Linked DNA regions of Homo sapiens: all the other regions are linked to region 1. A link is a loop called in an ENCODE intact Hi-C map of the cell type or tissue named here. Cell type or tissue: heart right ventricle. All regions are shown on one strand. Region 1 holds the start of PRRX1 (paired related homeobox 1). Region 2 has its middle 100 kb from the start of PRRX1. Region 3 overlaps KIFAP3 (kinesin associated protein 3). Region 4 has its middle 120 kb from the start of GORAB. Region 5 holds the start of NTMT2 (N-terminal Xaa-Pro-Lys N-methyltransferase 2). Region 6 holds the start of LOC124904455 (a long non-coding RNA gene). Region 7 has its middle 55 kb from the start of GORAB-AS1.

Region 1 (4,000 bases):
AAGAGGGGGAGAGAGAGAAGGGGAAAGGGGGGAACCCACCAGCACCCTCCGTCGGACTCTTGAAGCCTTTTTTTTTTAATTCTTAATTTTTTTTTTTACTCTTTACAAAAAGTAAAGTGAGAATCCTGCTCTCTAATACATCTGCAAGACATCACCCTCTCCTCCTGAAACTTTAGTCACTCCTGAGAATCCACAGGAGTGCAGAGAGGGGGGAACACGTTTTCTTGAAGATGTTTTAAAGCTGGAACAAGCCTTCTTCTGTTGGTGCTTGAACTCTTGCCTGGGAATAACTTTTTTAACCTTTAAAAAAACCATTCACTTTGATTCTTCTCTCCCACCCCTTCTTCTCTCTTCTTCTGTTTGCCTAACTCCCCCGCCCTGCTGGCCTCCGCTTTCCTCTCTCCCCCTTGTTATTATTTTTAGTCTGTGCGTGTGGACACTTTTGGAGAGTTGGAAGGGATTTTTTTCTCCTGACTTGAACATAGGGTGACTTTTTAATATTGTATTTTACTGTGGATTATCTCTTTGGACCGCGCCGGACTTGGCCTCAGGAAATCAACCAATGCTGCGGAAGGCGGCTGGTGCACAACGCTCTGCTCTACAGAAGGGGGTCCCCCACCCTCTTTTCCAATTTTTTTTTTTTGGCCTTCCTCTCCTTCCCTCCCTCTTCCTCCCTCTCTCTCTCTCTCTCTCCACTACCCCCCTCTTTCTTCCCCACTCGGCTCCTCTCCCCCCTCGCGCCCACAGCGTTTGGTGTTGATTCGAGCGGGAAGAGGGGGGTGGGTGGGATCGGTGGGGGAGACCATGACCTCCAGCTACGGGCACGTTCTGGAGCGGCAACCGGCGCTGGGCGGCCGCTTGGACAGCCCGGGCAACCTCGACACCCTGCAGGCGAAAAAGAACTTCTCCGTCAGTCACCTGCTAGACCTGGAGGAAGCCGGGGACATGGTGGCGGCACAGGCGGATGAGAACGTGGGCGAGGCTGGCCGGAGCCTGCTGGAGTCGCCGGGACTCACCAGCGGCAGCGACACCCCGCAGCAGGACAGTGAGTGAGGGGCGCATGCCCACGGGGGTGTGTGCCCGGGACAGAGGGCGGGGACCCGTGTAGGGCAGCTAGAGCCCGTCCGCGGCCAGAAAGACAAGGTCCTGGGACCAGGAGAGGTGATGGCAGACTTCAAAGGAAGGGCCAGTCACAGGGGAAACCAGATGAGAAAAGCGGGTCTCGGCCGAGGGCATAGCCAAGGAGGACGCTGGAGAGAGGCTCCAAGGTCCGGGGACACTCCGAGGCCCTGCGGTCTCAGGCAGGGACTCTGTCCGCGGCGGACTCTCTTTACTTCGGCTAGGCACCGGCTCGGTTCATCCCGCACGCGGGGCGGCGGGGCTGGGCTGGGAAAAGGTCTTAGCGGGGTGCAAACTCAGAGAGCCAGCGCTGTTTGGGAAAGCAGCAGGTTAAAGATGCTGAGTCGGGTTGGAAGGGCTTCTCTCGGGCAGCGTATGACGGCTTGAGGGAGGGCACCAGGCACAGGGAGCAGGACTTGGCGCTGCTCAGGCTGCACTCTCCACGCGGGCACCGTAAGGCCGGGCGCGACCGGGAGGCCCCGAGAGAACGCCCGGCCCCAGACGCTGGAGCTGCTCTCTGCCCCCTGCTGTTGCCTCTACCGCAAATGGGTTTGAGACTGGCAGAGTCAAAAGCCCGGCTGGCTTGGGAAAACTCGGGCCAAGCAAAGGGAATGTCCTTTAAGGGTGAAACCTGAAATCCAGCCCCGCATGATCCCGCACAGGCGAGCTGCATCCGGGAGGCGCGAGCTTCAGTGCGGAGGCCAGTGTCACCTTAGAGGAGCTCTCCCTATTGGCTCTTAAACGCCCAGAAAAGTCCAGTTTCCCTTCCCCATCCTCACCGACCAACCTCGCGACCCATGAAAATCTCGCTTCGCTAGTGCCTTAAAAAGAGACTGCAATTGTATCCCCATGCCCCCAAGTCTGTAACAGACCGGTCACCCTGTTCATCCCAGGTGACATGTGGCCAGATATGTACAGATACTCCCTCTTCTCCTCGAGGTTGCAAGAGTCTGAACTTAGCTGTAAGTTCTCAAATGAGGCTGGTTGCTTTCTATGTCAGTAGTTGCTGGTTACCATTTTTGTCTTCAAATTTGGAAATCGTGGAACCGGGGGGCCCTCCAGCATTCTATGATTTTCACAAAACGTTGCCTATTTCAGACTCTCAAAGAATAGACATACAAATCAAACTGCACATAGAAACAATTGGAAACAGGGTCCGGGCACAGTGGTGGCCCCGCGGGCCACGCTACAGCAAGCCGCAGAGAGAGCCTCTGGTGTGCTCAAGACGCCTGGTCTTCACCCTGCTTCCTTAGTTCCGGCCTGGGCGCCCCTGGGTGTTTTTAGCCAAAAGCGGCCTAGGGCCGATCCACCCAATGCATTAGCAGACTGCTACAGGAACTGAATGAGGAAGTCTGGCCTGGACACCAGAGAAAGGTGGCCAACTCTGAGGAATGAAGAACCAGGTGTCCTCAAGTTCCGCATAAAGGGCTAGGCGCAGAGACAGAGACGTTCTCTTTAGGGTTTGGGTGCTTGAGAGGCTGCACCCGCAGCATTACTTAAGTGTTTGCATAGGCACTCTTAGTTCTAACAAAATGCACTGAGAAATACTATGATTGTTTTTAAACGTTTTACCAGGGAAAATGAAAAACGAAAAATGTAGGGAGAGTCCAGGCGCGGTGGCTCACGCCTGTAATCCTAGCACTTTGGGAGGCCGAGGCGGGCAGATCACGAGGTCAGGAGTTCGAGACCAGCCTAACCAACGTGGTGAAACCCCTCTCTCCTAAAAATACAAAAATTAGCCGGGCGTAGTGCCGAGCGCCTGTAATCCCGGTTACTCAGCAGGCTGAGGCAGGAGAATCGCTTAAACCCGGGAAGCAGAGGTTGCAGTGAGCCCAGATAGTGCCACTGCACTCCAGTCTGGATGACAGAGTGAGACTCCGTCTCAAAAAAAAAAAAAAAAAAAAAAAGTAGGGAGAACAGCATTTGGTGTAGACCCCAGCTTCACCAATTCTGCACGTCCAGTCGTTTCTGTTTTGCCAGGACGACTTATTAATTGCAACATTTACCACTGTTCGGATACTAGAGGCTGGACCCACAACAGAAAACAGGACCACGAAGAAACTTCTGCTTAGAAGACCAGAGTGGGGCAGGAGAGACTAGATGCTGCTTTGCCCTATGAGGAGGCTGGAGGATGAGAAAACCAGGGCCAAGGCCAGCGGCCTCGGCCAGCCTAGGGAACAAGCCAGCCGTGGTGGCCCTCAGATACTGCAGGGGAAGAGGGATGAAAATTGTACCGGTTGTTTGGCTCTGAGTGGACGCCACTCCCAAGAAGGGAGCTCGGGATTCGTCGTGGCCTTAGAGTGGGTATGGAGCCGGGCTGGCCAGAGGAAGCTAGCTATGGAGCGCCCCCGAGCAGATTCGGAGGCGACGCGCGGTGGCTGGGAGGCTGCCCTGGACTGGGGACAGGCTTCTGTGAGACCTGAGCCTGGCGCCTCAGAGGCCCTGTGGAGCACGTGGAGTCCTCAGGAGCGCTCGAGGACAAGCTCAGCATCCCGGGCGGAATTGGGGACTGTATGTCCCGGGAGAAGGGGAGAAGACTCTAGAAACTCGCCCACGTGATACTCGGGCTCATCTCAGAGTTACAATGACTAGAGAGGCCTTGTGGGGAGAAGACCCAGAAAGGAAACTGAGGCTCAGAAAGAGGATGCTCTGCGGAAGCATGATCAAGAGACAGCTTCCGGAGGAGGCCGCAGAAGGCAGAGTGAGGTGATGGGGACGAAGTGACAGGCACCTGGAGCTAGGAAAGTAGCCGAGAAACACACACGCGCGCGCGCGCGCACACACACACACACACACACACACACTCCAGGCCTTGCTTCCTAGAGAGATGAGGGTAGCGTTCTAACGAATAGTTTGTTGCTTTTATAAGCACTTTTCTCAA
Region 2 (4,000 bases), 100 kb after region 1:
GTAGATGTAAGCATCTACATGACATTGTCCTAGTGGGAACTGGAAACAGTCCATCCAGATGTTTGGTATCATGTGGATAAATCTCCAGATGATTGACTGAATTTTTCAGTTTTCATCGGAATGATTGGCGTTGTGTATATACGGCCTTATGTTATCAGCCCTGCACTCGTGCCACAGTGGGTTCAAAAAGTTACTATTACAGACCCAAATGCTTAGTGAGCTGTTAATGGGACACACCATTCTTCGTCGTATGCTACTCATGTGAAAGCTGACAAGTTTAGTGCCAAAGGTGATTTCAGTCCATCAGTCCTCATTGTCATTATCAACTAGCATGTATTAAGCATTCACATGTGCAAAGCACATTTTCAAATGAAAGACATCATGACAAACATTTGCTGATGAAAGGGTTTTTTTTTTTTTTTTTTTTTTAAAGCTGTGGAATCAACTTTCTGGCTGCCTACTATGCTATTTTATAAGAATTTGCCTAAAGAGAGTTCAAAGCATGTACTACATTTTGATGATTAAAATCTCACTCATCATGGAAGTTCTGGTTCCCTCATTTCTCACTCATGCTTATGCCCTTGCCCTTTATCCCAAACTCTGTTTATTGGGTGTGCAGTTTGTTGTCACACTCTGCCACTTAGCTTAAGTAGCTGAGGTACAGTGGAAACACAGTACACTGAGAATCAGAAGTCTGATTTCTACCTTGCCTCTCTCATTTGTTGATTTGAGGAAAATTATTTCGCTTCTCAGACACTTGGTTTCCTGATTTGTAATCCTCAATACCTGCCTTATGGATTTGCTGTGAGGCTAAATAAAATAATGTATGAGAAAGTGCTCGAAAACTCCCAAGTAATACAAAGATATTGTGGATTATTGTTATTTGACATTTGATTTGAGGTATTGCCTCTCTTCTAATACAATCTTAGATGGAGTCTAAGGAATTGTCCTTGGGGGGTCCAGATGTAACAACAAAATAGTAAAAAATAAATAAAAGCTAATAAGCAGTAATGATGATACTTGTGATGGACAGAAAACAAAGATAATCTTTTAAGCACTGATAGAAAATTTGAGGCCTGAAACTTTCCAGAGGTCTCCAAGGAGATTCCAGGACTCATGCAAATTCCAAGAGTCAATGTGCTCCTTCTATTGCACTGCCCTCTCCCAGAGAGAGTGCTCCCTTAGGGTGTTATAAAGTGAGACCTAATTTTTCATGTGTTTTTATGTGGCTCTCATGATGGAAGAGCTGGAGAGCATCAAAGATGTGGCTCAGGGTGGTGTGGGCAAGGGATTCTGTCCTGATGGGGGCCTATGGGGCCAAGTGTTGCTATCCCATGTGGGGTTGTGATGAAAGGTAGCTAGCCAACAAATATGGAATTGTCCCTCTTTCTGGAAACAATGACACGGGCAAATGTGCCCTAGTGGCTTTTTTCTGAACAAATATATCTGGCCAACCGTTTCCCACAGCTCCTGGAGAAATTTAAGAAAGTAGACATTTAAAAAGCCCCACTTAAAGGGGAAAATATAAGCACCCATTATAGAATTGACAGAGTAAATTCAGAAAAGATATTCCTTAGATGAGAACTAGTCAAGAGAAAGGCCAGAATGTTAAAAAGGAGTTGTTTTAATTGCACAACAATACCACATGGTGGCTCTGGAAAGAACTGCACTGAGTATAAAATGTCTAAAACCTGTTTTCTCCCCTGCAGGGCCTTTCTTCAAGACATTATGTGAATTTCACGAAAACACGCACGGTTAAAAGTGGAACATTTGGTGAATATTAGGGATTTTAAAAAATGTTTCAAAGAAGTATTTTAAATGGTCATATTTTATGGAGCCTTCTCTGATGGTCCCCCAGGCAGATAGACATCTTACGATGCACAGGCAGCCCCACACAACACAGCACTCTGTGTTGCACGGTAATCAACGAGATTACTTGTCTTTCTCATCCAAAAGGTAGTAACTTTCTTGAGGACGGAGTTGTGTGTTTCATGTCTGAAAGGCAGGCTATGTGGAAAGAGCCGGTGTTCCCGCAATGGAGGTGTTTCTGCACTCACTCTTCCAGAGTTAACTATATGACCGTAAGAAAATTACTTACTTTTTATACTCATTTTCCTAATCTGCAAATGGTTAAAAATTATGACTTCTTCAAAGGGTCATTGCAAGGAAGGTAAGTTCATGGGTGAATAGTGCCTAGTACATAGCAGATAAATTATTATTTATTGTTGAATATTTAAATATAAGATGCAACTGAAAAACATCTGCTCGTGTTTTTCATTTTGAAAACTGTGGATCTTTTAAAAAGACTCAATGAAAAATAAGGATTAAAATAAAATGATCTTTTTATACCGCCTTTGTTCTTTCTTTTAATCTTCTCTTTTACCATCTTTTCAGGAAGACACTCATTGGATTACGCTTTTATAATTTTCCTAGCCTGTCTCTAATATCTCCTACTATATGTAACAATATGCCCATAGCTTTGTGACTTGTAAGTATTCCCTCAGCCCACAAATTCACTAACATAATCTTTTCTTTCTCCATTTTACTGTCAAAATTCACATGTTTCTTGCACAGGTTCTCCTCACATTTCTTCACTGTGAAAACATTACAAACTTGCAAAGCTTGTTTATTACCCATCACGATACAGGAACTAAACACACTCTTGAAGATCTCCCAGTGACTTTCTTATCGCCAAAATTCATGGATTTTATAATATTATTATCTTATTTTTTAACATTGGAAGGAGTAAAAGTTCTATGTTCTAGATCCAGAGCCACAGTTGATTAATTTTATAATATTAACTGAGTCCCCCTAAAACTCTCCGGACTTTAACTTCTAAATACATGTACTTTGCAACATTGTGAGAATAAAATGAGACAGACTCTATGAGAGGTCTTTGGAAATTGTGAATTTTTGTACTCATATTAGGAATTATTGCTCTTAGTACTATTATCAAAGGCATAAAATTAAGTAGAAACAAATCCTGCTCTGGAAGACTCCACAGTCTACTGTTGAAGGAAGACCTATGCAAAATAATTTTAAAGTAGTCAGGTGAGTTCCAAGAGAACTAGTATAAAACTTTTTTTGGAAAACCTGGAATGGAATGACTACGTTCGGGAGACAAGGAGTAGGCATTTGATTGCTATCTGTGGAATTGATGAGAGAGTGATATTGATGTAGAGAAATCTTTGAGTAGAATCTGAAAGGTGAATTAGACCAATGTAAGGAAGATGATTCCAAGTAAATATCCTGGTAGGATGCATGTGGTACAGTGAAAAGTAGCCAAGAGCTGTGTTGCTCAGGGAATGTATACCATTATTACATTGTGCTCATTTCCAAAAAATAAAGTTCCAGAATGGCAACAAAGACAATTGTGTATAGATACTTCTTTAGCCTCTCCCAAATTATGTTTCAGTGATAATTCACCTTTCTTCCAACTTCGTTCAGGACAGTCTTAACTGGGAACAATTTTGCCCCCCAGGAAACATTTGGCAATGCCTGGAGACATTTTTGATTGTCAAAACTAGGGGACAGCTACTGGCCTCTGGTGGGGAGAGGTCAGGGGTGCTACTAGGTATCTTTCAGTGCATAGACAGCCCCACAAAACAGAAAATTATTCGACCCCAAGTGTCAATCCTGTTGAGGCTGAGAAATTCTGATCTAGGAAAACTTCTTCCCTTAACTCCCCTCCTGTTAGGGGCACTTTGGACATCATTTGCTTTAATTATCTTACCTCCTCACTTTATTATCCCGTGTGTCAATATCTGAAAACTCTTCGCAATATTATTTTGTATTTCCTTTTCTCAGATGGGTAATGTGGTTTCTGTTTCCTGCTAGGCTCTTTTGACCAGTTTTTGAGTAAAACAGAAGGAAGCTAGAGCCAGAGATTGAAGGTGAGTTTTCATGAAGGTTTAGTGAGGCATTGCATTAGAGGAGTTTACAGTGGAGTGGAAATCACACAAACAACATGGCTCTGTCCCAAAGGTAATTAAACAATGAT
Region 3 (4,000 bases), 650 kb before region 1:
AGACACTTCTCAAAAGAAGACATTTATGCAGCCAACAAACATATGAAAAAAAGCTCATCATCACTGGTCATTAGAGAAATGCAAATCAAAACCACAATGAGATATCATCTTATGCCAGTTAGAATGATGATCATTAAAAAGTCAGGAAACAACAGATGCTGGAGAGGATGTGGAGAAATAGGAACGCTTTTACACTGTTGGTGGAAGTGTAAATTAGTTCAACCATTGTGGAAGACAGTGTGGCGATTCCTCAAAGATCCAGAACCAGAAATAGCATTTGAACCAGCAATCCCATTACTGGGTATACCCAAAGGATTATAAATCATGCTAGTATAAAGACACATGCACACATATGTTTACTGCAGCACCATTCACAATAGCAAAGACATGGAACCAACCCAAATGCCCATCAATGATAGACTGGATAAAGAAAATGTGGTGCATATACAACATGGAATACTATGCAGCCATAAAAAAGGATGAGATCATGTCCTTTGCAGGGACATGGATGAAGCTGGAAACCATCATTCTCAGCAAACTAACACAGGAACAGAAAATCAAACACCGCATGTTCTCACTCATAAGTGGGAGGTGAACACTGAGAACACATGGACATCACACACCAGGACCTGTCGGGTGGTGGGGGGAAGGGGCAGGAATAGCATTAGGAGAAATACCTAATGTAGATGATGGGTTGATGGGTGCAGCAAACCACCATGGCACATGTATACCTATGTAACAAACCTGCACATTCTGCATATGTATCCCAGAACTTACACTATAATTAAAAAAACTTTAGTTAATATTTTAAAAGCTGACATAAAAATTTGGAACATTACTTAATTTAAAATGTACAATAATATCACACACAACAGAAAAAAAAGTGTGAATAAACTCAAAAATTCAGAATTGTCCAAAAGAGTTCACCAGTGAAATGCCACTTTTATTATTATTATTATTATGTATGCACTCTGTAAAACACTGCCATCTGTCACTATGTGATGTTTAACTTTTATCCAAGAATGAAGGCCCTTCCAAAGAACACATTTCAATTGCGTATTTTATGCTTGCTCTTGTGCTAAAACCATCCTCAAGCATATCAAACAATCCTCAGCTTATGAAATCTCTAAACCAAAGCAAATGAGAGGTGCAACAAAATATATGCATGATGCATCAGACAAAAAGCTAGGAAAATTTAACTTTTCAAGTTACTTTTGAAACACTATCAGTACATATTCTAGGGTACTGAAGAATACACTATGACAAGGAATTTCCTTGCCATCTTCCAACCCAGGATAGTCTGACGTAAGGAAGCACCCTTGAGACATATCAATGTCAAATGGCTTAATAAGTTTTGACAAGGAAAAAAATTTTTTTGAAGATCTGATTCTTGGATAAGCCAAAAAAATCTTTAAACACTTTTAAAAACGTAACACTATAAAAATCCCCAAAAAGACTGCATCTAACAATTAAGTAAAGCCAAGTTTTGTAAGTCCAATTCAATTTGCAGATAATCACATTTGCTGAAGCCAATGGCTATGATAGATCTCCCAGATGGTAGCATTAAGTTACCAGACATAAGAAACTATCTGTCAAAGTATAGGAATGATAGAACTGAAATGATTTATAACTGATACTGAACTAAGCAGAAATAAATTTAGTATCCTTATGAAATCTCAGGAAAATAACATTAAAAAATAAGAAACGAATAAATTTGGCAATATTTAAGAGAAGGAAAACAAAGGAATATTCATATATAAGGTTTTCCATGGAACCAATTAAAATTTTAGATTTTCTGCACTCTTAGGGAAAGATCAAAACTACTCAAACAATTTCAGCATGAGATAGAAAATTTAAAATAATTATTTATAATATTCTTTACAAATCCCTTTTTGTGTCTCTGGTGTTAATAGAAAAAGCTAAAATCAAAATTCTTAAATGAAATGCTTTATGTGACAAAACAATATTAAAATAATTTTTGGTTCTATTGAATTACAGTTTCCCTTAGAGCCTTCCATGGAAAAAGGGCTGAGCTATAACACAATTTCTCCTTTGCCTTTAATTATTCAAATCACAGAACCTTAATTTTATATATTTTTTTCAGTTTGTTTTCCAAGTAAACTTTGAGTGAAGTTATTCAGTCATTAACACCAATCTCACAACAGCAGGGGTCGCAATGTACTAGTTAAATGTTTCAGGAAACTGAGAAGCAGATTAACTGTTCATATTGCATAGATTTATTAGAGCATGAAAGATTCACAACTCATTGTACTCTAGTGAAAATAATCTATCATTAAATATAAAAAAGATTTTTCTGTTGTGGGGGTCCCCAAATTATAATAAAGAAAACCTGCTTAAAAGCTGATAGCATTTCTAGTTGAAACAGCATAAAAATCACTTATGCTAAGTTCTACCATGTGCATTAGCTCCACAGAGAGGCTTCTACACCTCTTAAAAAATAAGTAATTTCTATATATGAAATAGGTAATTCTTTAATTCAGTCAACTGTCAACTTGAACATATATCAAACAGTGAGTTTATTTCTGAAGAAAAAAGCAAACTGACCATTCATGTCTACTGCATACTTTTAAATTCTTTTCTCCACAGTGAAGAAAATGTACCCCAAATACTTTAAATATTTGATTTACAGAAGGTTTCTGCCATTGAATTTCTTTAAATTTTAATTCCATGTAAATCACTCCAGTTATTTGCCAAAAAATAATCTAAAATAATTTAGATTGTCTACTATTTAACACATTAAAAATCAACTAAAAATAAAACTTAAAAAAATCCATCAGAAACAGTGATATTTCTGAAGGTTTGAAGGAAAACAAGTCTAACCACCTCCTCTAGTTCACTATCTTTCATCAAACCAACCAGGAAGATCAAATCAATGAGTAGCTAATAACTAGCATAAAAAAGGGAATACAGTAAAATACAAAGTGTCCATTGCAAATAGAAAAGGTAAATACTGTTTTGTGAACATTTTTGTTTAATTACATATATTAAACAAATGTTTAAATATATATCAAATATAATATGTAATATATAGACATATATTGACATGTGAATATACATGTATATAAACATATACACATTACATACACATGTGAGGGTTGGGCTACACTGTAAAATACATATTTAAAATAATATACTTTTTAACCTTAGGAAAAATATATCTTACTACGGATTGAGGTAAAACAAGTGTGAAAGTCAGTGCTCTAAATAAATTTTTCTTGTCCTTTTCAAATTCATGTCCTTTATAACACAGTTTCCTTACTATATCTTTTGTATAAGCATTGTAGCCAAAGACCACATATGTTAAATGTATCACTGAATTACTCAATTGAGAAGTTTAGCTTACTGTGTTAGGAGTTAATGATTTAATTGTCTACACATGTAACATATATATTAACAAATGTAAAAATGACCATTCTAGTAATATCATGAAATCAATTATACACTAAATGCAATTTCTTTGAACACAGCAGAGAGATACAATTAAGCAAAATCAGTTTCTTCAGAGTCAAAAGAAATGTTACAAGGTCCACACAATAAAACTCAAGAACATTACTAGGAATAGAACCCTTGGGGAACTCATTTGTAATTCATTTTTTAAAAAATATACAATTCAAATAAGTTCAGTTGTCAGTTTCCAAGACCACAAGAGAATAGAAATAGATTATTATAGAAAAGAAAAATTGCTGCTATAGAAATGCTGCTGGTACAGAAGAAATGTGAAGTGACAGCCAAGGCCAGGGGAAAAACAGAAAAATTGTATATAAAAATGAAAAATACATGGCGTTCTGGGGCCATTTAGCAAGGAGAAATCCTTGGGCATGGTAATAATATTTATGGCCCTGTATAATAAATTATCTTCAGACTTGCAAACTTTAATAAATGATAGTAAGAACAATAACAGCTACACACATTATAGCCTTTGAACCTAGGGACTCTGGCTCCAAATCCCATGCTTTTAACCACTACACTATACTGCTTC
Region 4 (4,000 bases), 250 kb before region 1:
TTCAGATAAATTAGATCAAATATTTAAGAAACAGGTAATTTCAATCTTACACAAAACTTTTTCAAATAAGAGAAAAAGAGGAAAACTGCCCAACTCATTTTGTGAAGCTTGTTGTAGCCAAGATATTCTTAAAGAATTATATTGAAAGGACTCACCACACCAGAAATCTTTCCTTAATATAAAATTAATCTAATAAGTAAATATGCTATTGGTACAGATATAAACACATAGCCCAGTGGAATGAAATACAGAGCCCCAAATAAACTCAGCCAAATATGGAAACCTGATATATAACAGAGCTTTTGTTACAGATTAGTGAGGAAAGATTAGACTGTTCAATAAATAGTAGTGGTCCATTTGCCTATTCATAAGAAAAAGAAGATTATATCTCATACTACACAGTCATACAAAATCCATATAGCTCTAGAGAAAAATTTTACAGTTTTAGAAAGAACTAGCAGAATAATTCGTGAACCCAAGGCAGAGAAGGATTTCTTAAACAAAATTTTTAAAATGCTAATTATGAAGAAAAGTAAAGAAATTTGACTATATTAAAATTAGGAACTTTTGAACATCAAAAGGAAACCCCAAAAAAGTAAAAAAGTCACAAATTCATAGACAATATTTACAATACATTATGAACAAAAAGCCTAGAATCTAGAATATAAAAAGAACTCATATAAATAAACAACAGAAAGACAGACCATTCAATTTCTTAGAAGTAGGCAAAATGCATGAATATGCATGTTCATATATTAAAAGAGGAAACAGGAATGGCCTGTCTGAATGTAAAAATGTTCAACTGCATTAATAACTAGGGAAATGCATATTAATATTATGAATGAGATAAAATTTCACACACCCAAATTAGCAAAAAACAAAAACAAAAAACAGTTGGATAAATCCAAGTTTTGGAGAGATTGTGGAGTAATGGGAATATAAATGGTACAGTGACTTCAGGAAACAGTTTTACATTACCTAATAATGTTGAGGTATAATGTTGAAAATACTTATAGCCTATAATGTAAAAATAAATTTATTCTTTTATACTCTGGAGAAAATATTTAATGAATAAGCCAGGAGACATGAATAAACATGTTCATAACAGCAATTTCTGTAAAAACAAATAACTGAGAATACCCAAATATCTATCAGTCAAAAGTAGAAAGTATGAATAAGTTGTGAAATAGTCATATAATGGAATTCCTTACTGCAATGAAAACTAATTAAGTAACATGTATTGATAAGCAATAATTTAACAAAATAGTAAGCAGGAAAAGCAAGTCACAAAAAGCTATATATATATATATATGGTGCCATGTTTTTAAACCTCAACAAAAGCAAAACTAAACATCTCTTAGGGGCATATGCATAAATAGTAAAATTATAAAGAAAAGCAATGGAATAATAAATATTTGGAAGGGAGGCAGGTGCAATCAGGAGGAGCCTATAATGGCTTCAACAACATCAACAGTATTCTATTTCTTAAACTTGATGGTGTACACACAAGTGTTTGTATTATCATTTGTTAAAACTACACACATGCATATATGCAAGAGTTACAGGGATGAAGTTGATTGATGTATTATTTTGTGTGTATTTATTTCAAACGTAATAAATATAGAAAGTAAGAGAGAAGATAAAAGTGTCAAGAATTTAGGATGTATTAATAGAAAGAAGATGTTAAGCTCAGGAGAACTTAGCAGGGCACTTTGCACCAGGACCTGGATAGACAAAAACATGCCAATCAATGACTAAGGGCAGTAAAGAGGTGACAATGAGCATCAAGGTTATTTAGTCCTCTCGGAGAGCAATTTTGAACTGAAGCCAAAAAGGTGTTGAGTAAGGAGCTAAGACAGAAGTATCTAAAGAGAGGCTGAATTTGGCCGGGTGCAGTGGCTCACTCACGCCTGTAATCCCAGCACTTTGGGAGGCCAAGGTGGGCAGATCACAAGGTCAGGAGTTTGAGACCAGCCTGGCCAACATGGTGAAACCCCATCTCTAATAAAAATAAAAATTAAAAAATTAGCTGGGCATAGTGGTGTGCGCTTGTAATCCTAGCTACTCAGGAGGCTGAGGCAGGAGAATCGCTTGAACCCGGGAGGCGGAAGTTGCAGTGAGCCGAGATTGTGCCACTGCACTCCAGCGTGGGCGACAGAGCGAGACTCCATCTCAAAAAAAAAAAAAAAGAGGCTGAACTTAAACTGGAGGTATGGTGAATGGGCAAGAATGACAGTGAGGGTGAAATAAACAAAGTCTTAATTTCAAGAGAAATTGGCATCATCAACAGGAATTTGGGAATTCGGGAACTCTTTCCTGTGGGAAAGCTGCATCAGAACACTGTTGCCTTTTAAGAATCCACTACAAACATTTCTATTCATAAGGGATCAAATTTTATGTTTATGTGGACCTGGAGTGTATAAAACACATTCTCAAGATGGTCTTTTATAGAAATGAAGTAAATAGACTAAATAGTGATATGTGAGTTTTCTCCTCCAGAAGTAGTAAAATAATCTTTCTATAAGGTTTTAGAGGACAGCACAAAAACACTTATTAGACGACCAAAGAGGGAAAATGAGTAAATCACAATCAGAATACTTTCATTCAATGTTTATTTTCAGACAACTATGTGAGTGAGTTTGAAGCTTGGCCCAGATGCTGAATAGACTCATGACCTTGGCAAAGTCACAGCATTTCTCTGTGCTCCAATTTTCTCAACTGCAAAATACAGAGTTAGGCCTTTGCTTTCTTCAGTATTTTCTAGTTCTAACACTTCACAATGCTAAGATTCATAAATTTAATAATTCAATTCCAATTGTGGTTTCCCTATTCATACAGAGAAGCTAAAAGAGAAAGATGCCCAAAAAAACTTTTACTTCCCCAAATTTCCCGTCTTTCAGTTTGGCTTAAAGAGACCTCCTCTCTATAGAAGAAGCATGTGCTGGCAGCCCAAAGGGCGATCATCTGCTAGCCTTTAAGTCCTGTCCACCTCTACAACATCACTGGAAACTGGGTACTTTATTCCTAAAAAACATTTTTGGGACTGGTGCACTGCTGGCTCAGCCTACAGCAACTCTCCATCTAGAAAGTGCCCTTCCAAGTTAGCAATAGAGGGCTCTTTGGTTTCAGTAAAGAATGCTTGAAGCTGAGGGTGAGAGTAACATATTTTTTTTTCTCTTTTACCACATGAATTTTTGTTTTTATGGCCTTCAGAAATGAAGCAATTTTTAACTTAAAAGCAAATATTTTTACTGCTCTTAAAATGCTAGCATTTGAAAACCAATATATACTTGCTGGCAAATAACATGGGAAATAGACATGCAGAGCCTTAATAATGATTGAATACATAAAGTATTTTTCTTTTGTTTTTATGTGACAGCTGGATGAGTTTCAACTTCCTGCTCACAGCACAGGCTCTGAGCTTCTAAATCTGGGGGTTTTCCTTTTCCTATCCCCCGCCCCTCCCCATCTCCCCATCCCCTTCTTGCCTCCTCCTTCCTTTTTGGGAAAACACAAATGTTTTTGATTACATAATAGCTGCAAACTTTATATCTCCCACTTCAGTTGTTACACATCATAAACAGGGGAGTGAACTTCAGACTCCATTAAGACAAAGGTTGGTCTGGATTGTTGGGAGGCCTTTTATGTTGGTATGGTGCGGGGAAAACGTTTCTTTAGAAAAAGGAAATATAATAGGCCTGGCTAGAGACTGCACTGACTACTAACCACTAACCACTCAGCCTAGAGAATGACAAAAACCTCAATTATGGTCAAGGCAAAAGTGAAGCCCGGAGTTCAGAACCAATACAGCTCCTGCAGGATTCACTTAACCTAATGGGAACTTAATATGTGGGAACCAATAAACATCAAAATGTTAAGCAAGGATAGAAAGAACCTGCATAAAAACACTGAGCATTGTGCACACCATATTGATTCGAATTCTCTCTTCTTTAATCTGGAATTTTCTTTTACATTTTCATTTACAAATAAGCTTCTGTTA
Region 5 (4,000 bases), 520 kb before region 1:
TCACACCAGAAGTTTCTTTGGTCTGTTTGATGTCATCTACTCTATCTTCATCTTCATGAGAATTCATTGAGTAAAAATGATTCAGGATGGTATTTGTATTAGACAAAACTCCATGTTGCTAGTACAGAAAACTCAACTCAAGCTGGCATTAACAATAACAGACTTAGATAATGTGCCCACTCAAAAAGGAAAACTGGAACCAGGGTAACATTATGTACTGACCAGCTCAGGCGTGGATGATATACCCATCTGTGTACCACAAACTGTGGGAGGGGCAAAATGGATAACTTGAACTGCAGTTTGGGCAATTACTGAAGCCAAGGATGGGGACAATTCCACCAAAATTGAATGGCTGTCCCTTTACCTGGAGAGGGAGAAAATGGCAAAACAGAAGCACAAGAAGATGAGGGAAAATAAATCAGAGTCAAATAATTGGAATCCTTACTTCCTCTCTCAGTAAAAGATTGACACACAAATAAAACTTAAAAAAAGATTATGGCTACATTGTTTATCTTCAAAAAATTCTGGCTGGGCTTACTGGCTCATGCCTATAATCTCAGCACTTTGGAAGACTTAGACGGGAAGATTGCTTGAGGCTAGGGGTTTGAGACAAGCCTGGGCAACATAACGAGACCCCGTCTCTACAGATAAAAAAAAAAATTAAAAAAAAATCCAGATGTGCTGATGCATGCCCATAGTCCTAGCTACTCTGGAGAATCAGGTGGGAGGATTGCTTGAGACTTGGGAGATTGAGGCTGCAGTGAGCCATGATCACACCCCTGCACTCCAGCCTGGGTGACAGAGCGTGACCCTGTCTCAAAAAAAAAAAAAAAAAATTCATGGACAATGTATGAATTCATTGTATCTTGTGGCATTGTAACAAATAATCCCCAAACTTAGTTGCTTAAAATAATAAACACATTTCTGTGGATTAGTAACCTGGGTATGACATAACTGACTTAGGGTCTCCCATCAAGTTGCAGCCAAACCGTTAATTGGGGAAGGATTCGCTTCCAAGCTCACTTACACTGTTGTTAGTGGATTTCAGTGTCTTCTGGGCTGTTTGACCTAGGACTTCAGCTCCTTGACATGCAGGCCTCTCCACATGGCCACTCACAATAGGCAGCAGTCTTCCCACATGGCAAACAAGCAAGTGAGAGAAAGAAGACACCTAAGACAATCTTTTAATAACCTCTTCTTAAAAGTGACATCTCATCACTTTCACCATATTTTATTCTTCAGCGGTGAGTCCTTAAGTCCAGCCTATACTCAAAAAAAGAGGATTACAGGAAGAGGTGAATACCAGGAAGAAAGAAGATGGGGATTCTTATGGACTGCTGTGGACTGAATGTTTGTGTTCCATCAAAATTTTTATGTTGAAATTCTGAGCCCTAATGTGTTGGGATTTGGAGATGGGGGCCTTTGGGAGATAATTAGGTCATGAGGGTGGAGCCCTTATGAAGGGGATAAGTGCCCTTATAAGAAAAGACACAAGAGCTTGATTTAACTCTCTGCCATGTGAGCACACAATGAGAAGAGGGCAATCTGCAAACCAGACAGAGGGCCCTCACTAGACATGGGATCTGCCAGCACCTTGATCTTTGACTTCACAGCTTCCAGAACTGTGAGAAATAAATGTTTGTTGTTTAAGCCACATAGTCTTTGGTAATACGTTAGAGCAGCCTGAACTAAGACAGGGGTCACATTAGAAGTTGCCTACCATAATGTGTGCATTTGTGTATATTAGCATGTGTATATGTACAGGCAGGGGGTCTGTGGGTGCACATGGCATAGGGCCAATAGTGTATTGAGATCTTACACATTTTCCTGTTAGGAACATAAGGGGAGGAAAACAGTAGTCATGGTCCCTGTAGGGAACAGATGGAATTCACAAATTGGGAATTCGAACTGGTTTAATAAAGGGACTATTTACAAATATGTGGGCAAGTATAGGAAAATTACAAGGAATTGGGCTTGTCACCTGATACATCACTCCCCCTGGGCCTCAAGCAGTCAGGTGAAGGAGAAATGAACAGAACCAGGAGAGGATATTTGTATGAGAAGACCCTGGTCAGACGTATGACCTTTTGTTAAAGGATATGGTCAGCTCATGGCATTTCCACAGAGAAGGTGCCAAGGGAATAAATACCTTGACCTCACTTTCCTCCTGTCTCCTCCTGGCACTATCCATTGGCTAAAGCCAACTAGAAGCTAGAGGGCAATGGAGTCCACTGATGTAGGTCAGCCTCCTGGGGAACACATAGTAATGTATGAAGAGTGGAGAGTGTATCCGGAGGGACAATCAGAAGATACCCGGTACAGAAAACAAATGTACTTAAGAGGAAAATTATATTCAGAGTAGGCAGAGAGGAAGAAACAGGCTTACATGAATAGTTGTTGTTTACAGCAAGCTAGATGGAAGAGTTTGCTGACAGAGAAGGATATTTAACGTCAAAACAAGCTTTCAAATAATTGCTTCTCTTGAAGATCCTTCAAAATAGGAAACACATACACATTTCTATGAAATTATTTGGGAGAAATTGTACTGATGAAAGGAGCATGAGTGGCTAAGATGACTTTGAAGGGTCCTTGTAATTTGAGGATTCAGTGTTCTACGAGGAGTGATGGAAATCAGGGAACAAGATCTCTTGCAAAATATTCACAACTCTTTGAAATGGAAATTAGGCTATTCCAATTTAGAAATCAAATTAAGGCAAATATTCAGGGTGTTAGCAGGCTGTGCTCTTGCCTGTTTGAAGTGGTGGCTAAAGGAGAGAGGCGTGCTTTTTCCTGGATGAAGCAGGATCTCTCTCAGCCAGTTTTCATCCTTACTTAGCACCTGCTGGCTTGGAGTGGTGTCACCCAAGCAATCAGACGGAGGGACGTGCCAAGAGCCTGCCCTCCCCTCCCACTGTGTGCTGCCCCTCCTCCCCACACCCATGACAGCCTGTCCTGATATAGATGGAGAGGGGACTGGTTTAAAATGACAGTCTCAAGTTCATTTAGAAAGAGAAGGCTAATTCAAAGAAACAGCAAGGCAAGCTTCCTTTCTCTGTAGGAATCATTATTATCCCCCTTTGTCATGGCCCACCGGGGAGCCCATTTTGCCTTTAGATCCCGCTGGCAGAAGACCGACGATGAACTCTGTAGACATAGCATGTCTTTTATCCTTCACAAAGCCATTCGCAATGACTTCTTTCAGAGCTATCTCTACCTGCTGGAAAAAATTCCCCTGGGTAAGTGAGTCAGAGCTACTAGATAAGAAACAAGAAATGACTGATGGGATTGCATGAGGTCATGGGGCTTCTAGAAGAGAATTTAAAACAAGGACACTTTTCAGACAAAAAAAACTCCACAACCAATGTCACTGGGCTGAAATGTTTCAGTGGAATTCTTTATGGAGAATACAAAGATTAAGTGCCTAAAATAGAGTCAGGACTTTATTTTGGGATTTCCATGCACCCTCAGGCACTGTGATTTGCTTCTCTGGGTGTCTGTTGCATGAGTATCAGGCTTGTAGAAACTCAGACATGTTTAATATTTACAAAAAATTGTAATTGGGCAAATTTGATAATTCAAAGATGAGAGTATTAATGCATTAATACATTGAGTAAGAGTTAAAAAGAAAGACTAAATAATGATAGATCAAAATGTGCTTGGGTTATGTATGTATGTTTCTGTGTCTGTGCTTGTGTACACACTTACAATCCTCTGCGGTCTTCTTGAATCACAAGAATAGTCAGAGAGCCTAAAAAAAGGAGATTTTAGCTTGGTTTTTGAATATTAAGAAGTCAGTGGTCTGTCTCCATTTTTGTTATCTCCTCTAGTTTTCAGAGAATTGGACAATAGAGCAATAAAAAGCTTATCTGTTTTGCCTACTCTACTTTTTTCAGCCTCTGTGAAAGCAGTTACTTCAGGGCACCCTAAACAGCACTGAAGAGGAAATAACTTACCATTAAAGAGTAAAATACCCTTCTCCCTTTGATTTGTATTTTCCCCC
Region 6 (4,000 bases), 220 kb after region 1:
AATAAAATCTTTTCAGCTTCCATGTAAAGCAGCCAGATGTCTAATTAGGAATCCTGAAACTCGGCTCTATTGAGTTAATAAGAACCCATGGCAAGTATTAACCAGAATATCCCATTCCTCAACAATGACGAAAAATACTTGAAAGTTCATGAAATAAGCTGTCAAAGTGGTTCGGTAAAATTCTAAATAAGATTATTATATTTTCATGTTCTTGCTAATCTATATCATGGTTAGAAATCAAAGCATGCCGAAATTTCTCTCTTACTTTTTTTGCTGTTCTTCCTCAACCCCACCTTCCTCAGGAATTTTTTTTTTAACTAAAACGTTCTGTGGTTGCTTTCAACCAAAGAAATGGTATAAATTATTGAAGTTTATATGTTTTTTGTTTGTCTTTTTATGAATAGAAAAATATTTGTTATTTTTTAATCAGTTGAGTGGGGGCTGTGTGTGTGTGTGTGTGTGTGTGTGTGTGCATGCACCTGTAATTTCTTACTTTAAATAAATGTTTTCCTATTTTAAAGGCTTTGTGGTACATTGATGAAACAAAATGGACAAACTTTCAGAGACGCTAATTAGTCATTTGGCAACTCTTCTCACAGCCGAAAATATAGTTTTTTTTCCAAAGAGGAAGCAATAAAGTATTATAAGTAAATATTTTTAAACTTCTACTAAAATGCTTGTTGAAATGTAACTGATGTATCTTATGGAAAAAATGCACACTTTTATGACACTTAGTAAATTACTAGAGTTCTGGAATTTCATTGTCTGATGTTAATCAATATATGTTTACACAAATCTCAGTTTATTTTTAAGGAATTGAGAGATAAATGCATTTATATTTTTTAGGAAAGGCAATTAAACCCTTATAAGAAAATAATGTAATGATAATGGTTAATACCTAGTTTAAAATGTTAGCATGAAAATTAATTAACCTAATGTGTACAAAGGACATAAACACTTGCTTGGCTTATGATGAATACTTAGTAAGTATCAGCTGTTATTATACCTGGAGTCACACTGTCTGGATTTAAATCTCAGTTCTGCCATGACTCGGCCTCAGGTCTTAAATTTCTCAATGATAAAATGAGGATAATTATAGTACCTACTCCATAGGATTGCAGTGAGAATCAAATAAAGCCTTGGAAGAGTGTCTAGCATACAGTACCTTCTCACTGACTATTAGCTTTCATTTTTAACCATGAGTGCCCCCAAATGAGAGCATGTTGCCTGGATTATTGGTAGTGGAGTAGATATATGTTTTATCTCAATTAGGGTAAAAATTTTGGAGAAGATAGGGTCTTATTTTTCTTCTGTAGCTCCTGATGTTTCTAGCCTTGTACAGTAAGTATGAAAGCCAGACTCTGCAACTGCCACTGTCTAAATGCATAAATGATTTAGTGAATTAATTTGTAAATTCAACTGGTATGAATTGGTCACTGACAGAAATAGAGAAAACAAACCATTCTTTCTCAACTCATCCAGAGAGATCAAAAAGGAAAAGTTAGATGTTTCTTACAGAACTAATGTTCCCAAATGACTCATTAGCCATATATGTCTTCTTAAAGCCAAAGGGCTTCTCAAAAGAATATTTGTACTTCTCCTATCTGCCCTCTTCTACGAAAAATAGATGGGATTAAAAAGAAAACAAAGACAACAAAAACCAAACCCAACGTTGACGGCTTAGCTGCAGTGTTCGTTCTAGAGCCATTTGTAAAACAGCAATGCCACCTGTTGGGTAGAATATGCAAGTCTGTTATGATTTTTGTGTATTGGAAAAATATTTGTTTATGCCTCCTCTAGGAGGCAAAGTATTGGGTTGCAGTATGAGAAGGAGAGAAAAATGAAAAAATCACTTGCAAAAAGTTTCCTAAGTAGTAAAGCAAATGAAAAGACATATTTCTAGTCATAGCATATGGACAAGTCTCTATTTTAAAACCTAACTTTTTTCCTCCCAAATCCTTCCAAGGATTACATGATCTATCCTGGCATTTGCTCTATTGTTCTTTCACACTCCTTTTATGGGGCTGCTGAAAGCAAAAATAGCAATCTGTAACACCTGTCACTTAACTAAAATGAGACATTACTTTTAATAAAGCAGATAATTGTTTTAACAACTTAGCAAAGATGGGGCCCTGTTTGTGGGGGCTGCAGCAGTTTTGTACTTCTTCTTGTCAGTACTACATAGTCATAAATCTCTGAAATGTAATAAAGAAAGAAAAATCAAAGATGATATTCTGATAGTGAGATGACATATGGATATTAGTCCCTGACCCGGAAAACATAAACAATTTTTGTTTAAGACAGAGTGTCCTCAGAGTTGGAAGTCTATCAGTATTGCTCAAGGTGGTACCCTGAGACTTACCAATGCCTCAGTCTAAAGATGAAACACTCAATGGTATTGCTTTTCCATTGCTAGCAAGCAAATGATGACGTTAAATTTGCTGGGCTTCAGACAGCAGAGAATATCTGGAATTGCTTGCTGGTCAAATATCTTGCTTGGCAGAGATATTTTCTCTAGGACTTCTTTGGATCAATTTCCTGACAATAAGGATCACCCTACTAGAGTAAAGAAAAAGATAGCTGGGCATTCAGAATATCAGATGCCAGTTAAGTGTATGTACAAAAACTACAATATAAGGAAATGTCCAATGTCATATGAGTGGCATGAGTGATTTGGGAATTTATAGGTCATAAAAATTCCAACTGAGATAAACAGGGAAGACTGGCAGGAGGACACTCAAACTGGAAAGATGAGGGCAAGAAATAGCTGAGATCCAATCAGAAACAAAAAGCCAGACTGTGGGAGTCAGTAGGACTATTCAGGTTTGTTTTTCCACCTCTTATTCTTCTAGGTACATGACACAATTGCATTTTCCTGCCTCATTTGAAGTTAGACATGATTGTATGACTTATACCAATGACATGTGAAGGAAAACAGTGTGCATTACTTCTGAGCAGAAGATCTAAAAGCCAGTATAGAATTTGTTATGTATCTTTTCCCTACCTCAGCAATTGTGAATCCAAATGTTGAAATGGAGTGTCTCTTAATCTGGTCTCTAGGTAACCAAGATGATCAGAGTCTGTTTACTGATTCACATTGGATATACACCTTTATTGTGGTATGCCATCAAGATTGTGAGGTTTGTTTGTTGCTGCAGCATAACCTAGCACATCCTGACTAATATACAGGGTTCCCATAAAATATATAAAATAATGAGCTAATAAAAGTAAAAATAAGAAGGAAAGCCTTAAAAAACCTAAAATTAGAAAACATTAGCTTTGGAAAAGCTAGAGGACAAGGGTTTTTTAGTTATGTGTTGTATATGAAGTCAATATATATGTGTGTGTCTATAATATATACGGTTTAGAAATGTATTTCCAAATGTTAGCCATTTCCCTATTTAATAACATATTTTCCCCTGTTTTCTCAACTCTGAAAGCAGCAGCAACAACAATACAATGGTACTTTTCAGATGTCTCCTTTATCTCTCTGTTATTAATATTCTTTATCATTTCCAAGACTGGAAATTAAAGCATTGACTCAGTTTTCTTTTTCTACCTTTGTCCACATAGAGGCTTTGTATATAGTAAACAGAGCAATTTTATTAAAACACAAGTCAGACTAAGTCACTCCTCTGCTCCATGACCTCCAATGGTTCACCATTCACTCAGAGAAAAGTCCGTCCTTGCTGGAGCTTATAAGGTCCTATGTGATCTGGCCCTCAATCACCTCTGACCTCATTTTCTTTGTGCCTTAACTTCCATGCTTAGCTGTTCCTCAACTATATATCAAGCACACTTGCTTAAGGACATTTATAGTTATTATTCTCTGTGCCAATAAGGTTCTTCCCTTAGAACATTTATGTGGCTCATTCCCTTCCTTTCCTTCTGGGCTCTGCTCAGAGACCTTCCCTGAACACTTTTCACACTTGAGTGGATTTGTCATACTCACTCTGCTGTATTTTTCTCTAGAGTATTTAAGATGATGTGATATACTACA
Region 7 (4,000 bases), 78 kb before region 1:
TCAACTTTCCAGGTGTGTCTATCCTAACACAACTTGGTTAAGGTTGACACATGGAGGCAGGAGGAGGAGTGGAGTGTCAAGGGAGAAGCACAGAAAATAGATGCTTGAATGCTACCCTTTTGTATAGTCATTACTGTCATGATTAAACAGTATCAATGCCTTTACAACACATCTATCACAGAAGAAAACAAAAGTCTCTGGCAACTGTTCCGAGCATCTTTGCTTCATCAAATCTAGTTTCTGTAGAGTTGCAGGAAGGGGTCTAAATAAGAATGTTCACACTGTTGCCTTAACTTTCAGAGCAGTTAAAATCTGCCAGTGCTTTGATGATAGGGCAGAGGGAAATAATTAAGTTCAGACTACCTTTGTATTTCTTACCCTGAAGGTATTCAATGAGTTTAAGCAAACTTCCCTGTTTCCCTTGTGTTTATTCATTCCAGAAGAACTGTTTCTACAAATTATATATAATTACTCACTCCTGGTCAAAGGTGAGAGGGAAATTAGCATCACAATGGCAAGTTTTCTCTCTGGGTGTCGCCAGCTCACTAACTTCCATGGATGATTTGAGTGTGTTAAGCCCCTGCTTACTAGCAGGAAAGTTCAGCAGAGCCCATGAGGACAGCATTAACAATTCCTAATCATAGACAAGCATTTCAGACATTCATTACCACACAAGCCATCAGTGGATTAGATCTAATAAGCCAAATGCTTGCAGACCTCAGCCTGGAGGCTGCTTAGACTACTCAAAGTAATGCAGAATCAAAATTGGCCCGCAGTGCGCTCCGCCTTCTTTTGAAACAACTGCTCTGCTTTTGTTGAAATGGACTGAATGAAACAAGCAGAATGGTCCCTATCTCCTTATAAGGGGGTGTTAGGAACTGAGTTGAACAACAATAGACTGACACATTTGGGGTTTAGTATTCTTTTTGGTTAGAGACCATAGGAAATGATGTAGTGTTTCAACTCAATAAAACATCTTAAAACTGAAAACTGCGTTGTTAGAGGAGGCAGACTTTGCGGGGGTGGAGGGGGGAAGTGGGGGAATAGGGATGATTTCTTCATGATTTAAAAGAAGGAAAATAACTCATCTTTTTCAGTAAGAAGAATTTGCAAAATATTCTTCCAGAAAAAAAATAAAAAACTACACACACACACACACACACACACACACACACACGAATCTCTGAGATAGTTGCCAAGTACTTCTCTGAAACCACGTGAATTTTTCTCTCGTGCATTTGTCAGCCTGACTCCAAACCATTTTATTCTTTCCTCATTTCTCGTCTCTGTTCAGTCTGTTTTTGGTTAGTTGCTTCTTGGCATAGCTTCCGTTGGAGCTGAGAGTGCCTGTTCTTTTTTCTTCTTTTTTTCCTTTTCCTTTTCTTTTCTTTTTAAAAAACTTCTCTTTTGGTGTTCTTTCTTCTGGGCTCTATAGTGACTCTGCAAAAATTACCAAGATCAGAGCAAATAGAGTCTCTGGAGCCCACGCTGTCTGACTCCATCAAACCTGTATACAGCGTAGAAGGAGCCAGGCTCCAAAGAGTGGCACCGAGACATGTTTGGGAATAGAAATGCATGCCGCCTTTGACCACTTCTCTGTGAGAGTCTGCAGCTTTCCCAAAACCTTCTTTGTGAACAGACTTACTCAACACTGCCATGTTGTGTGGAGGACTTCCCTCAGAAGAATCCTTTGAGTTACTTTTTAAGAATTAGTTTTTAGACACCCATAGAATAGAAGTTTCTATATTCATTTATTTACTGAACTATGTTATGTTTTATTGGAACTCTTTTTAACTGGCCTTGTCACAGTATGTTTTGACTTGTGGAAAAACGAAAAGTACAGTCACACTAGCTATGTAACCACATATAGCCCTAAAAAAATGCTTGCTTTTTCTAAATCTAAGCAAACAATTTTGCATCTATACCTTTGTATATATATGGAGTAAGTTTTAAAGGGCATCATGAATATTATTCTGTACTATAAAGTGAAACACACTGTCAGGGTACATCTTTGTCCTCATCCTTCTTGTTTGGGGAACTTGAATGGATTTAAGGTGGTGTTATTATTTTCACTAATGTGTGATTAGACTTCAGAATGACTAACACCAGAAAATACTCATAAGTGTGCTTCAAATTAGCATGTAAGAAAAATAAGGCAAAGTCAATTTCTCTAACAAATTGAGAGTTAGTTAAACTTGAATTAGCCCTGTAGTCTAATAGGACAGTAGAAACTGAACTATTTCTTCCTGTCTAGACCTGCTCAAGTTCATGGACAGTCTGTATTTTTGAAAAACTTACCCGTGCAGCAGGAAGCTCACTCTATCTTCAGGTCACACTTAAAATGAAGAGATTCTTTTCCTGTATCAGAAAATTATTTTCAGAGATGTGAAACACAGGGCTATTTGCTGATGATGTGCATGGGATTTATGAACAAAATCAAAATTCTATAGAATTATGTATAGAGTTTTTAAAAATAGCATGTTAGTTTCAGGAACCAAAAATAAAGAAATTAACACACACAAGTGCAAAGACTGATGTGGGAGAAAATTACCTCAAGATATAAGAAAAGAGATGTGAACTGGAATGACTTGGTTTGGCTACCTGTAAGGAAAAATGTCCAAACTTTCCTGTCTTTAGTTATGCAGCCTGGAGAATGTCATTTCAATCACTTCTGCAGTTGCTCCACTGAGGACTTTTGAAATGCTCCTTGTCTACAGATGACAGGCTCCCTCAGCAGAGAGGGAACAGAGCTTGTGGCTGTATCTACATGATTCCAAACATCTGGATTAAAAACTGAAAACATGAGGCCTGTGCCTCGATGATTTTCAAACACCTTGCTTTTGGCATTGTAAAGGGAAACAATCCAGATAGCTGGCTAGATGTTTCAGTTTTCATTCTGATATTTGTCATTGTGAAATTATAGTCGATGACTAGATAAATGTATGTTCTCTCCACCAAAAGAAGAAAAAAGTTATACATGTATACAATAGCTGGTCCAAGAGAAGTAAATTATAAAAAAAACCTTACAGCTAAATCACGGTGCCATGGTCACCTATGTGTCCTTATACACAAACACATAAACACACACGTATGTACACACATGCTTAAACGCCGACAAAAAAAATCCAGCTAGACCAGACTTCCTTCTCTATTTTCAGTTATTTGATGAGATATTTCAAGTTTACATATTTACAAAGAGAAATCATGTATTTCTGCAGTTTTATTCTCAGAGGAGCTTCAACCAGATAGCGCCTATGAGAATAAAGTGGCAAATACATGATTTCTCTTTGTAAATCAGCAAACCATTTTTCCTTCTATTACTTGTATTGCTGTGGTTTTAGTTATGTGCAGAATATATTTTAAAGGAACTGCTCAAGTTCATAATGCTCTGAATCTCTGTTATCTTAGTGATCATGTGGATGCTGAAATACAGTAAATCAATGTGCAAAAAAAATTCTAGCTTTAGTTTCTAAAATATTCTTAACTTTTTACAGTTAAGTAAAAATACAGATCCAAAAATATGTGATTCATAATCTTAAATTAATGGATCCAAAATCAAGATGATGAGAATATCTTTTGTTTTGGTAGCATGATATATTTGCCAAGTGACTTACCTTGATTTTTATTAATTAGGAAATGGAGAAATGAGGGAATGCATTGAAAGTGAAGAACTACATTACAGTTGACTTTTTAAAAATGGATTTTAATGATTTCTAAAATAAACGGAAAAGGAAATATTTAAACTGTTTGAGAAAAGCTGCTTTCAAGAGGCACATAGTATATACTACGGACTTTTTCCATGAGACCGGCATTCTCAGAAATTCTCCTGGCTATAAGCATATTCATAAAGCTCAGATCAGTAGAGACATATTTGTCACATCCTATCTTGTTATCATCTCAGTCATTCATTTTTCAGCAATAATTCCTCCTCCTATTTCCTCAGTTTTTAAGGGCAACTGCCTCTAGATTATACATATATAAATGGTATTCATTTCCAAGA

Evidence for each region. Hi-C counts contacts between places; a loop is a spot of excess contacts. Peaks named below come from ENCODE experiments on the same cell type or tissue, not always from the same donor. Only the 100,000 strongest peaks of a DNase experiment are listed, where the experiment ranks them.
Region 2: a loop joins it to region 1, with 4 times the contacts of the local background. A loop is called at or near these places in 28 of 110 quality-filtered maps.
Region 3: it touches region 1 in a loop (2.3-fold over the local background); 14 of 110 quality-filtered maps call a loop at or near these places.
Region 4: it touches region 1 in a loop (3.0-fold over the local background); 11 of 110 quality-filtered maps call a loop at or near these places.
Region 5: a loop joins it to region 1, with 5 times the contacts of the local background. A loop is called at or near these places in 5 of 110 quality-filtered maps.
Region 6: a loop joins it to region 1, with 3 times the contacts of the local background. A loop is called at or near these places in 28 of 110 quality-filtered maps.
Region 7: it touches region 1 in a loop (3-fold over the local background); 8 of 110 quality-filtered maps call a loop at or near these places.

The regions. Positions count from the first base shown.
Region 1 is chr1:170,663,415-170,667,414 of GRCh38, forward strand. PRRX1 (paired related homeobox 1) reads left to right here and starts at 717. Exons shown (of 4, transcript NM_022716.4): 1 at 717-1,045. The coding sequence starts at 805. RefSeq lists enhancers at 1-149, 1,350-2,210. In heart right ventricle, a CTCF peak has its summit at 1,640 (motif pointing left); DNase peaks (open chromatin) are centred at 420, 917, 1,427, 1,673 and 2 weaker places; H3K4me3 peaks cover 3,643 bases; H3K27ac peaks cover 4,000 bases; H3K27me3 peaks cover 1,100 bases.
Region 2 is chr1:170,764,262-170,768,261 of GRCh38, forward strand. No RefSeq gene overlaps it. Among named protein-coding and RNA genes, the nearest start is that of PRRX1, 100 kb to the left of the region's middle. In heart right ventricle, a CTCF peak has its summit at 1,650; no DNase peak of the experiment used is centred here.
Region 3 is chr1:170,008,469-170,012,468 of GRCh38, forward strand. The region is part of intron 10 of KIFAP3 (kinesin associated protein 3); the gene reads right to left. Among named protein-coding and RNA genes, the nearest start is that of KIFAP3, 64 kb to the right of the region's middle. In heart right ventricle, a CTCF peak has its summit at 2,152 (motif pointing right); a DNase peak (open chromatin) is centred at 2,170.
Region 4 is chr1:170,412,521-170,416,520 of GRCh38, forward strand. No RefSeq gene overlaps it. Among named protein-coding and RNA genes, the nearest start is that of GORAB, 120 kb to the right of the region's middle. In heart right ventricle, no CTCF peak of the experiment used is centred here; no DNase peak of the experiment used is centred here; H3K27ac peaks cover 3,562 bases.
Region 5 is chr1:170,143,026-170,147,025 of GRCh38, forward strand. NTMT2 (N-terminal Xaa-Pro-Lys N-methyltransferase 2) reads left to right here and starts at 2,934. Exons shown (of 4, transcript NM_001136107.2): 1 at 2,934-3,236. The coding sequence starts at 3,083. RefSeq lists enhancers at 2,515-3,046, 3,047-3,577. In heart right ventricle, a CTCF peak has its summit at 2,182; a DNase peak (open chromatin) is centred at 2,896; H3K4me3 peaks cover 1,158 bases; H3K27ac peaks cover 2,212 bases.
Region 6 is chr1:170,880,382-170,884,381 of GRCh38, forward strand. LOC124904455 (a long non-coding RNA gene) reads left to right here and starts at 2,547. Exons shown (of 2, transcript XR_007066730.1): 1 at 2,547-2,823. In heart right ventricle, a CTCF peak has its summit at 1,734 (motif pointing left); no DNase peak of the experiment used is centred here; H3K4me3 peaks cover 664 bases.
Region 7 is chr1:170,585,879-170,589,878 of GRCh38, forward strand. No RefSeq gene overlaps it. Among named protein-coding and RNA genes, the nearest start is that of GORAB-AS1, 55 kb to the left of the region's middle. In heart right ventricle, no CTCF peak of the experiment used is centred here; no DNase peak of the experiment used is centred here; H3K4me3 peaks cover 444 bases; H3K27ac peaks cover 1,967 bases.